2 separate regions of the Homo sapiens genome follow, and region 2 is linked to region 1. Evidence: chromatin contacts called from ENCODE Hi-C or POLR2A ChIA-PET data. All regions are on one chromosome and are shown on one strand. Each heading gives the region's core, a stretch centred on a gene start or an enhancer-like site at or near the end of the contact. The rest is flanking DNA. Distances are from core to core; before and after follow the strand shown.

Region 1 (6,126 bases), core at 1,335-3,834:
ATGGAACTGGAGGTCATTATTCTAAGCAAACTAACACAGGAACAGAAAACCAAATACCATATATTCTCACTTAAAAGTGGGACCTAACACTGAGTACACATGAACACAAAGAAAGGAACAACAGATACCAGGACATAATTGAGGGTGGAGGATAGAAGAAGGGTGAGGATCAATAAACTGCTTATCAGGTACTATGCTTATTACCTGGGTGACTAAATAATCACTGTGAGGTGAAATTTACCTATATAACAAACCTGCACATGTACCCTTGAATCTAAAATAAAATTTAAAAAAATTAAGGCTCAGAGAGATTATATCATTCACCTGTGATCACTTAGCTAACTAGCTGGAAAAAATAAGACTTGACTTTAAGTCTGTCTGACATCAGAATCTGTTCTCTTAACCTCTGCGGCATATGAATTTCCATAAGAACTTACCTTCATTGAAACTTTTGTGGCCACTCCTTACTTCTTGAGGAATCTGTCTTTAGCTGGTAGTAGATTTAATTAGGTATAATTATGTTTGCTAAGGTACTAACCAGTAGTACCACCCAAGAAACAAATGCCTTACCTAGGACGTACAAATGTCAAATGACTTTAAGGATCATTGTTGTGGCTGAAAATTTTATTACCTTGCTAGTCTGATAAGGATAATATTTTGTAACTTTATCCCTGGTTGTCAACTTGCTCTGCTTCTGAAATTGATCCTCCATCCTGGGTTTCTTGTTTCTTGCAACAGAAAGCGGAATAGAATATGTATGTGTTGTGAGGGTCTGAGGAGCGCATTTGACTACGGTAGCTTTTCAAAGATAAGTTTGTCTTTCTGACAGGCTGGCCCTCCCCTAATGTGAAGAAAGACCTTAAGGGAGACTCTTTGATCCTTAGGTATTTGGGACTGACTCAGAGCACTGCACAGAAGTCACTATCGCCCCCTTTTCAAATCTCCATAGGCACCGTTTTCTGGATGGTTCTCTTTAGGGCAGCTTTGACCTCTGTGTTCCGCAGGCTGTAGATGATGGGGTTGAGGATGGGGGTGACCACAGCATAGAAGAGGGACACCAGAGGGTCAGTGGCCGGATCGTAGCTGGCCTTAGGGCGAATATAGATAAAGAGTGCGGTGCCATAGAAGAGGGAGACCATGATCAGGTGGGAGGAGCAGGTGGAGAAGGCCTTGCGGCGGCCCGCAACAGATGGGATCCGGAAGATGGTAACGAGGATACGCCCGTAGGAGCCCAGGATGAGGCCAAAGGGGCAGAGGATGAGGAGGGCTGTTGCCAGGATAATCTGCAGTTCATTAAGCGAGGTGTCTCCACATACCAGCTGCAGGACAGGCTGGATCTCACAGAAGAACTGCGGGATGGTATTGGGGCCGCAGAAGGGCAAAGAGAAGATGAAAGGGGTGTGGCCCAGCCCCACCAGCACCCCACAGGCCCACGCCGACCCAGCTAGCTGTAGACACACCCGGTGGCTCAGCAGCAGTGGGTAGCGGAGGGGTTCACAGATGGCTGCATAGCGGTCATAGGCCATGGCTGCCAGGAGGCAGCACTCCGTGGCGCCAAAGAAGAGGAAGAAGAACATCTGGAGAGCACATCCAGAGCGAGAGATGTGGCGCCGGCCAGTAAGGAGGTGGTGAAGTAGCAGGGGGACCGTGACAGACGTATAGCCAATCTCCAAGGCCGAGAGGGTGCGCAGGAAGAAGTACATAGGGGACTGGAGGGCAGCATCAGTGGAGACCAGCACCACAATGAGGAAATTGCCTGCCACGGTCAGCAGGTAGATAGTGAGAAAGACAGAGAAGAGCAAGCCCTGGAGGTCGGCCAGGTGGGAGAAGCCGAGAAGAAGAAACTCAGTCACCATGGAGGTGTTTGCACTCATCCTGCCTGCATACCTTTGACTGGAAGACAAAAGAAATGGCAAGGAAAAATCACAACTATGGAATCGTGAAATGGGCAAAGATGACCTCTCTCTGCATCTGATCGCAGCACTAGATCTCCCTTTCTATTAGAATATCATGGACTTTGAAATTAGGCAGCCTTGCCTGGAGTCCATATTCCACCCTTGCTCACTCTTGGGATCCTGGATGAGTATTTGTCTCTCTGAGCCTGAATCCCTGACTTCATCTCTTCCTGATAGTGCCTATCATTCTAAAGAACATGTTAAACTGTCTTTCCAGTTTTACCTGGGCTGAAGATTAAGTCAGTCTAGCTCCCTTTTCACTCTTTTCTGATTTTCCAATTCTTCCTGCAGGGCTGGAGACAGAATTTTCCCTCATAGCAGATCTTTTTCTCCATCAACTTGTCTCCTGTCTGATAAGAGGTGACCTCTCTTATCACCTCTTGCCCTCTAGTTTTCTTTTTTCCAGCTCTTTCTTTAGTTACCAGATTCACTTAGTCTTTCTTCTTTTTCTGTCATTTTACCATAAATTTCACAGTGTTCAAGGAGGAGAAAAAAAATGAGAAAGATCCTCTCTTTTTAAGCTCCTATAGCATTAAACAGTTCAACTATTTAGAGGGGTGAGCATTTCTCTAGTTTTAAAACATGCTCAGGCAAAAGATGACAAGAACTTCCTTAATTGCTTATTTCTGCATCTTACAGACTTTCAAACTTAGTCCTCTTACATTGTAAACATGAAAATCCCCAAACTACACACATAAACTCCACAAATTCACACACTGTCAAATTATATTTCAAAATACAGGCACAGAAGAATAGCCTAATATTCCCAGATGCCAGATTTATCTAAAGTTGCAAATCATGTATTCTATTGGCATTATTACAGATAACAGTAAAAGTCTAAATACACTGAACATAAAACTATAAACACCCAAAGATACACTTGAATATATACACAAATTCAATATTCCAGCCATATTCAAGGTTGTGTATTAGAAATACAAGTCCACACACTGATATCCTTTTGCAGTTGAAGAGCCCTTGGTTCATTCTCCTCTGGGGGCTCTTTCAGTGTTTTCCAGAAGATATTATCTCAAAGGTGTCTTTCTATTTTCTATTTGGAGAAATAACCAGTGAAGGCAGATGGCATTTGTGACTTGCTTATCTTCTTTTTTATCTACATAGTGGATCCCTCTTGAGGAAGCCTCTCTTAGGTTTGTTGTCTCTCTTTAAGCTCTCTGAGGATCTGAGTCTCCAAGCATTCTTGGCTTTCCAATGGGGAGAATGCTTCACAAAACCAATTAATCTGTTATTTTGAATCTGTTTCTTAGATTGCAAGAAATACAGAATGACCTGTTAAGAACATTTCAAAGAATATATCCAGAGCTATTGGTTTCTCTTAGTTCTCCCATATCTCTGGTTCAACCATTTTAATTTTCTTCTTTTTTCTCATGATTTTTTCCCATCACTGTAGATGTTCTAGTACATCTACAAAAAGTAATAATGCAATTTTACCCTTCTTATGTATATTGATATAATCCAGTAATCAATTTATTTGATAACTATTTATAGGGTCCCTTGCAGGTTTTATTGATTCTACAGGTAACTAATAATATAAAAGAGAAATAAACATGTTTTGACCTAATTGAGGTGCTAAATGTCATTTTCTTATACAATTGTCACTAATTTTTCTTGCTTTGATTTCTTTTTCATTTATTATACAAATCTTTCTTTGCATTTTTATCATTGGTATCTATTATTTGATTTGTTTCTTCTGTGTTTTTATACATTTTCATAGATGTGATAAAAGCTGTGTGTCAAATAGAATGTTTTCAAGACATACCAACCATTATAACAAGCCCCAACTCCAACGGGTTTAAGTAATAAATTTACTTATTAATTTATATAACTAGAAGTTCAGGGTTTACATAAACTGGATTTCGTACTTAGTTTTCTTCTGACTCCTTTATATTTTATCATTTCATTTATTTATTAGATTTGGCTGAAAGTAATGGAAATGCCAATGGCTCAAAGAGAATGAAAATTTATCTCTCACTTAAATGTCTAAAGATTTGTAGTTCAGGGAAATATGGCTGCTCTGATCCAGAATTCCTCAGGAATCTGTTTTCTCTCAGCTCATCAGTCATCTACTCCCAGAGTGTAGCCCTGTTATGGCTGAAGATGATGCCATTAATGTTACAGGGAACAGAATGGAGTAGAATAATTTGGATTGCTATTTGTCCACTCTTAGTGTAACCTATGTAGTATTATTGCTAAAAATGTTTAATTGGAGTATAAGAAAACAGTCAGACAAATCCATATTGTGGCATATTCTATAGACAACTGACACAAACTCTTAAAAAATATCCATGTCTTTAAAGACAAAGCAAAGATGGGAGATGACATCGTTCCAGATTGAAGAAGACCAAAAGCCATGGCAATAAAATGTCATTCATGATTTTTGACTGGATCCTACGTCATCAACAAAACAAAATAAAAACAACTATAAAAAAGATTTGGAACAAGTGGGAAAGTTGAATATGGGTTTTATATTATTGGTTCAATGTTAATTCCCTTGGGTGTAATAATAGTATTGTGGTTATGCTGGAGAATATTCTTGTCATTAGAAAGATGCAGAATGGCTGCATAGTATTCCATGGTGTGTATGTGCCACATTTTCTTAATCCAGTCTATCATTGTTGGACATTTGTGTTGGTTCCAAGTCTTTGCTATTGTGAATAGTGCCACAATAAACATACATGTGCATGTGTCTTTATAGCAGCATGATTTATAATCCTTTGGGTATATACCCAGTAATGGGATTGCTGGGTCAAATGGTATTTCTAGTTCTAGATCCCTGAGGAATCGCCACACTGACTTCCACAATGGTTGAACTAGTTTACAGTCCCACCAACAGCGTAAAAGTGTTCCTATTTCTCCACATCCTCTCCAGCACCTGTCGTTTCCTGACTTTTTAATGATCGGCATTCTAGCTGGTGTGAGATGGTATCTCATTGTGCTGGCGCTTTTCGAAAGCAGCCGCTGCGGCCGCCCAACGCCAAGAACGCTTCGCGAGCAGCGCCATCTTGAGCGAGGAAAGAGGAACCGAGAGAAGAGGATTGCGGGCCACTGGCCGACTGAATTCCGTATTTTATCTTTTCTTATTGCATTTTCAGAACTGAAGATACAGCTGACAGAGCACTGAACTAGGCCAGGGTTTTAATGCTGGCTCTATGACTAACCTATTCTATAACTTTGTACAATTCACTTCATTTTAATGAGACTCATATTTCTCATCTTTAAAATGCAGACACAGCTGATTCTTATTATTCACTGCAGTTGCATTCTATAAAGTTGCCTTGAACCCTGTAGGAGCAAATATTAAATAATTCCTTGCTTTAGGGGAGATGCAGGGTTAGATTCCTATGAGTTTTTGGTCACATTTTTGTCACCTGATCAATAAATAACCTTATTGTAAGTGTGTTTCTGTTTAAACACATCTTATATAATATATATCGTTGATCATTAACGTTGAACCCACAGCCAACAGCCCTATAACACATGCCTGAACAGAGCTTATCTAGCAAATGCATTTTCTCCGTAAGATCCATTGCAACATTTTTGTGCTCAGGAGCATGGGACAGCACTTCAGCGCTACATTTGGGGCTATTTTGAATTATGAAATCACCAAAAAACAAACAAAAAATGTGAAAAATATGGCATTCAGCAAATCAGGAAATCATGAAAAGGACACTTGTTTACAGTATAATAGCTGAAACAAGAGGACAGAGCGTTTCCTTGCTCAGCATCAGGTGGGGATGCATACAGTGTGTCTCAAACTTTTTGTCACTGTGTTCATGCACTTGTCCATGAACGACTGCGAAGGTGCTGTGAGTATTGAGCTAGGGGTTAAAAATAGATGTTAGGGAGCAGGTGACTTTGCAAATACTGAATCCACAAATAATGAAGGTCAACTCTATTGCTAGTCATGTCTACTGGTGGAATGTTTGGAACTTTCTTTTCAACCGGACATTGTGTTAATATATTTTTAGAAGGCCAGGGATTATGAATCAAGTGACCATTTTTATTTTTTCATTCATGCATTCATGCATTGCTACTTATTCACTAATCATTTATGACACAGCTAAAATATTCTTGGGATACAAAGATGAATAGGATACACCATCTGCCCTGGATAATATTTACTTCTAATTCGTAGTCTAGTGAAGAAGAA
Region 2 (6,126 bases), core at 1,624-4,123, 210 kb before region 1:
CATCACTTTGGGAGGACCAGGTTGGAGGATCGCTCGGGCCCAGGGTCTCGAGTCCAGCCTTTACAACATAGTGAGACCCCATCTCTAGTTAAATAAATCTATTAAAAAATAATAAAATAGAAAATAAAAAGCAGAAAAAAAACCCAACCTTTTCCTTTTTTCTGTGGTTCCACTGTCAACCTATTATGTGGGGTTTTTTTCTTTTCTTTTTTTTTTTTTTTTTTGAGATGGAGTCTCGCTCTGTCGCCCAGGCTGGAGTGCAGTGGCGCAATCTCGGTTCACTGCAACCTCCGCCTCCCGGGTTCAAGCCATTCTCCTGTCTCAGCCTCCCAAGTAGCTGGGACTACAGGCGCTCGCCACCATGCCCAGATAATTTTTTTGTATTTTTAGTGGAGACGGGGTTTCACCGTGTTAGCCAGGATGGTCTCGATCGCCTGACCTCGTGATCCGCCTGCCTTGGCCTCCCATAATGGTGGGATTACAGGCGTGAGCCACCGCGCCCGGCCTTTTTTTTTTTAATTTAATGTCACACTCCAGGCACAGGAGTACCTAGGGGGAAGTGCAGATCTTCACAAGTGCCTAGGGCCATGCCTTCCATTTGGCAAGGGAGGTGTGTATGCCTGACCGCTCCCCTCCTTTCCACTGTTCCCAGGCCCCTGCTGGGAGCGAGCCTGCACAGAAGGTGGTGGAGCCGGCAGCTGAAAACCAGTCCTGGGGAGGCTGGGAGGCATGGGGAGCAGGACCTCGCTTGAGCCAGGCTCCAAAAGTCTCTAGCCCATGTTCTGCTTTCTCATCGGACTTCATTATAAGACACAAATTGAAAGATAAAATTATTAAGAATTTCAAGACAGGAACCACAGAGCTTTAGAACCCAAACACAGTATCCCTTCTAAGCATGGGGCCCTTGTGTGACTGCCCTGGTCACTCACCCATGAAGTTTACTCTGCTTTCTACACTGGTAGAATAGTTTGTTCAGAGAGCATGTTTTTTGGTAATTTCAATAAATATTGATAAATTGCCCTGCACAAAGTTGTATACTTCACTGTACCCTGGCTTTCTCCTTAGTGAGTGAGGGAATAATATCATCCACTTCATCAGGGTTATCATGAGAATGACATGAATGAGTCCCTGTGAACTGTGAATGGTACACAGTAACCACTCAGTAAATACAGTCATTAGCCCTTACATGCAGTGATTTTCTTCTGGAACTCCCTCTAGTGGCATAAATATAAAGAGGAATTCACGTTTTCTTTTCTACTTTTGTGGCCCTATTTCCCATAATATTTGTGTGTTTAAATTGGTCTAGATATTCCACTGAGGCTCAATGACCGATAGACTATAAAATGTCTAATTTACATCAATTTAGCCAGATGCTTCCTAGGTAGGTCGGAGAAATGAGAACACTGATCCGAATCAATGTGAGGCAGCTCCCAGCAAGTGAGCGCCTGTAGCATGTGTGAGCATGGGTGCTGTGGTGAATGCAGCCAGGGGCTGCTCTTTCATACTGCTTTATTTCTTTTTCTTTTCTTTCTTTTTTTTTTTTGAGACGGAGTTTCGCTCTTGTTGCCCAGGCTGGAGTGCAATGGCACGATCTTGGCTCACTGCAACCTCCACCTCCCGGGTTCAAGGGATTCTCCTGCCTCACCCTCCTTTGTAGCTGGGACTACAGGCACCCGCCACCACGCCCGGCTAATTTTTTGTATTTTAGTAGAGACGAGGTTTCACCATATTGGTCAGGATGGGCTCGATTTCCTGACCTCGTGATCCACCCGCCTCGTCCTCCCAAAGTGCTGGGATTGCAGGCATGAGCCACCGCGCCCGGCCATACTGGTTTATTTCTTTTTCTTTTTTTTTTTTTTTTTTGAGACAGAGTCTTGCTCTGTCGCCCAGTCTGGAGTGCAGTGACACGATCTCGGCTCACTGCAAGCTCCGCCTCCCGGGTTCACGCCATTCTCCTGCCTCAGCCTCCTGAGTAGCTGGGATTACAGGGGTGCGTCACCATGCCTGGCTAATTTTTTGTATTTTTTTAGTAGAGACGGGGTTTCACCGTATTAGCCAGGATGGTCTCGATCTCCTGACCTCGTGATCCGCCCGCCTCGGCCTCCCAAAGTGCTGGGATTACAGGCGTGAGCCACCGCGCCTGGCCTACTGGTTTATTTCTTTAAGTAACACATACAGTGTAGAAAAATTAGAAACGATATGGAAAAATGTAGAGAACAAAAAACTAATTATGTTCTACCAAAGGTTTAAATTTTATCTATCAACATTTTTTCCATTTTTGTGTATTCCCTATTGTTAGTCTGAGATTCACCAATATTTTTATCTTTCAAAAGGAAAAACATTCAGCTTCTTGTGAGTCAAGTGAGTCAGGCACTGAGGCTTGCCCCTCCCCCTCCCCCCTCACCAAATGGGAATGGGTTTGCGCTGATTTTAATCAAACTGCTATGGGTTGTCCTGCGTAAGAGGCTTTGGGCTGTTCTGTAGGTCCCCGTGGGGTAGAACAGTTGGGTGCAAGACTCTGAAGGCAGATTTCAGCTCAAAAGAAAGAATTTTCCCTCCTTCAGAGCTGTCCAACCGTGGTGGGAATGAGTGGGAACTACGGGAGTGAGCTTCCCATTCCTGGATTTTCCAGCCAACATAGAACTGGAGGTTAGGCCACATTATCCTAATATTTTTGCCTAGCTGTAGGATGATACAAGAATATACATTTTCCTTCCCCATCTTCTCCCGCTTTTCCTCGCCTTCTTTCCATTTCTTTGGCCCCTTCGCTTTTCGCCACCTAGCGGCAGAATCTTGCTAGGTAAGGACCAGGAAGCTCTCCCAATCTGACCCGCAACAGCTGACGTCACGACTTCGCCACCGAGAATTGGTTGCCAGCAGCCTTTGGGGGCGGAGAATAAGGCGCAGATTATAAATAGGTCAAAGAGAGGTGCCTGCGAGCCGCGCAGTGACACCCCGTTCCTAAGGGCAGAGCTTTTCTTGCCTTTCGCTTCAGACCCACTGCACTTGGTTACGTGCTTTTCCTCCGCTGTCCGCTTCGTTTATCTGCTTTAACCCAGCCTGGGCTAGGTAGGCCTGAAGCCTATAATGTTGCTTGGCTGTTGCTCAGGAGAAGAAAGGCCCAGGTGGCCAGTTTGGCAACTGGCACAGTCCCTGTGAGCACCCACCTGCTGATGGTCCTTCTGTCACTACGTAGTCGCTCCGACGCCAGGAAAGTGCGGTGGTGGCCATTTTGGAACTGGGCAACTTTCACTTCGCCAATCATCTTGGGGTCTGGCCACCACAGTACTTTTTTTTCATTATTATTCTGGCAGAGAACACGTTATGGAGGGATAATTATGTAGCCTAGAATTTCTAGAGTTGTTTCAGGACTCATAATATCCTCATTCCAGAATATGAGAATATAGAAGCTTGGAATACTCAGATGCAAATTCCAGCACCACCCTTTCCTAATTGATTGAGGAACACATCTGACTCTAGTCTACGGTCCTGTGGAAAGACCTGTGACCCTAGGCAAAGAGCTTAAAGAAATCTCTCTTTTTTTTTTTTTTTTTTTTGAGACGGAGTTTTGCTCTTGTTGCCCAGGCTGGAGTGCAGTGGCGCGATCTCGGCTCACCGCAACCTCCACCTCCTGGATTCAAGTGATTCTCCTGCCTCAGCCTTCCGAGTAGCTGGGATTACAGGCTATGCGCCACTATGCCCGGCTAATTTTGTATTTTTAGTAGAGATGGGGTTTCTCCATGTTGGTCAGGCTGGTCTCGAACTCCGACTTCAGGTGATCCACCCGCCTCAGCCTCCCAAAGTGCTGGGATTACAGGCGTGAGCCACTGCACCTGGCCATGAAGAAATATCAATTTATTTAACTGCAAAATGATAATTCTGTCACCTCGTGGTGCTGATGTGAGGATTAAATGAGACAAGGTACATAAAGTGCTTAGGCCTGTGTCTGGCTCCCCCAAAAAACATAACACCTCTTGTGCAGCACCTGTGCTTAGAATGTTAGCCAGTGAGGGCAGGACTTCGTCTTATTTTCCCTGTGCCCTCCTGGGCATTGAATAGTGAGGGATACATATTAGAATAAGTTTGCTGAAAGAATGAATGACAAAGAATCCCTGCCTGTAGGTCTTCAGCCTTTGTATTCTATTATCTTTTAGGCTGTAGGCTCACCCTCAGGCATCTTCTTGCCACTCTAACCCCTATAGGCTGATAATTACACCTTTACTTGCTCTAGGTCACAGCAATCTGTTAACTACGAGATTAGTATTTTTATTAGTATTTTTGACTTTTTTTTTTTTTTGAGACATGGTTTCACTCTTAGAGTGCAGTGGCGTGATCTCAGCTCACTGCAACCTCCGCCTCCCAGGTTCAAGCGATTCTCCTGCCTCAGCCTCCTGAGTAGCTGGGATTTCAGGCGCCCGCCACCACCCTCGGCTAATTTTTGTATTTTTTTTTAAGTAGACGGGGTTTCGTCGTGTTAGCCAGGATGATCTCGATCTCCTGACCTCGTGATCCGCTCGCCTCGGCCTCCCAAAGTGCGGGGATTACAGGCGTGAGCCACCGCGCCCGGCCTAATTTTTGTATTTTTAGTAGAGACAGGGTTTCACTGTGTTGGCCAGGCTTGTCTCCAACTCCTGACCTCGTGATCTGCCTGCCCGCCTAGGCCTCCCAAAGTGCTGGGATCACAAGCGTGAGCCACCGCGCCCGGCAGATAATTTACTTATTATTTCATACACCACCTGATATATTTTCACAGTGAGCATATGGCCTTTAAAATAATGATTTTTTTGTTGTTTAAGTTACAAACAAACCTGAAAAAATATTTGCTTTTTAGAAATGCTCAGTTTCTGAAGGGACCTAAGTTTGCCTTGTAACTGGTACCATCTAATGGTCAAACTGAGCTATTGCGCTGAGGTTGGATACAGGAAGCTAAGGGAAGACAGGGATGTGGGAAGTTCAACAGGGGTATGCTATGGAATAGGGTGATAGAACTTTGTGGATGACATACCAACATCACTTGCTGAAGTTGTGTAGAGCTTATTCTTACTGAAACAGTAATCCAGAAATTAACTCATATCTAATGACTTGGTGGTATAGCATACCAACACTTTTATGCCAGCCACTGGAGAAAAAGTGTGTTCCTATAGCATTTTCACATTCTGAAAACATTTGTCTATGATTGTATTTATTTCTCACAATAGTATGTGAGTTAAAGATATCAAATAGTTTTATTCTTATTTTACAGTTGATGAAATTGAGGCCAGACGGGTTGTGACAGGCTCAAGGTCAGTCAGAAAACCATTGTCAGAGCAAGACCAGACTGGCATTCTTTTTCAGGTGTTTCTGCTGCAATTGGGGGCAGAGATATGCAGGCTTAACTTTTATAAATATAAAAGATGCTTTATTGGGAAACGTGAAGTAGTGGTTCTCTGAGTTTTTTGTACCATTTCTTAGCCTTTTTGTTTTATGCAATTTTTTATTTGCCCCAACCTGAACTCTATGTTTGGAGAGGTGATTTTCAGCAACAAAGCTAAATTTATGTATAATTTATTTCTTTTTCTTTTATTAATCAAACGTGTTTTAACTTGTAACTTTTCTTCTAAAGTCAGCATCATGTGTATACATATGCAAATAATTCCACTCCAAGGTAAGGAAACTTTAAGGATATTTTAATTAGTGCTCACAACAAATATGTGTATCTGTTCTGATTTTTAAATAATAAAGATGGAGCATGACTTTCTTCTTCTCTTTCTGTATTCCAGTTTTAAAATCATTGGCTGGGTGCAGTGGCTCATGCCTGTAATCCCAGCACTCTTGGAGGCCAAGGCAGGCGGATCACTTGAGGAAAGGAATTTGAGATCAGCCTGGCCAACATGGCAAAACCCTGTTTCTATCAAAAATACAAAAAAGTAGCTGGGCATGGTGGCATGCACCTGTAGTCCCAGGTACTTGGGAGGCTGAGATGGAAGGACTGTTTGAGGCTGGTTGACACAGTGAGACTCCCATCTCAAAAAGAAAAAAAAATCACCATACCACATTGTAGGAGCTATGAAGGCTGACATCATGCTTAGCTCATGTGTGTGATCCCAAACTGCCCTATTCCATAAATATTTATTGACTAAATGAGAA

Evidence for each region. Hi-C counts contacts between places; a loop is a spot of excess contacts on that map. ChIA-PET counts read pairs that join two places held with the same protein, here RNA polymerase II (POLR2A).
Region 2: a map of K562 shows a loop between it and region 1 (4-fold over the local background). The contact joins the enhancer-like site here to the promoter of OR10C1 in region 1. A Hi-C loop is called at or near these places in 1 of 168 maps with a recorded cell type or tissue (K562). POLR2A ChIA-PET finds 5 or more read pairs at or near these places in 1 of 52 experiments (activated T-cell).

What each region holds. Positions count from the first base shown.
Region 1 is chr6:29,435,764-29,441,889 of GRCh38, reverse strand. It overlaps OR10C1 (olfactory receptor family 10 subfamily C member 1), which reads right to left and starts at 2,584. Exons shown (of 1, transcript NM_013941.4): 1 at 913-2,584. The coding sequence starts at 1,874. The coding sequence ends at 936. The region is part of intron 1 of OR11A1 (olfactory receptor family 11 subfamily A member 1); the gene reads left to right. RefSeq lists an enhancer at 916-1,416.
Region 2 is chr6:29,646,903-29,653,028 of GRCh38, reverse strand. No RefSeq gene overlaps it. Among named protein-coding and RNA genes, the nearest start is that of MOG, 7.1 kb to the left of the region's middle. RefSeq lists an enhancer at 3,837-4,457. Within about 2 kb of position 2,873, at least 33 of the 41 ENCODE cell types and tissues checked have a DNase peak (open chromatin) inside an H3K27ac peak, as active enhancers do.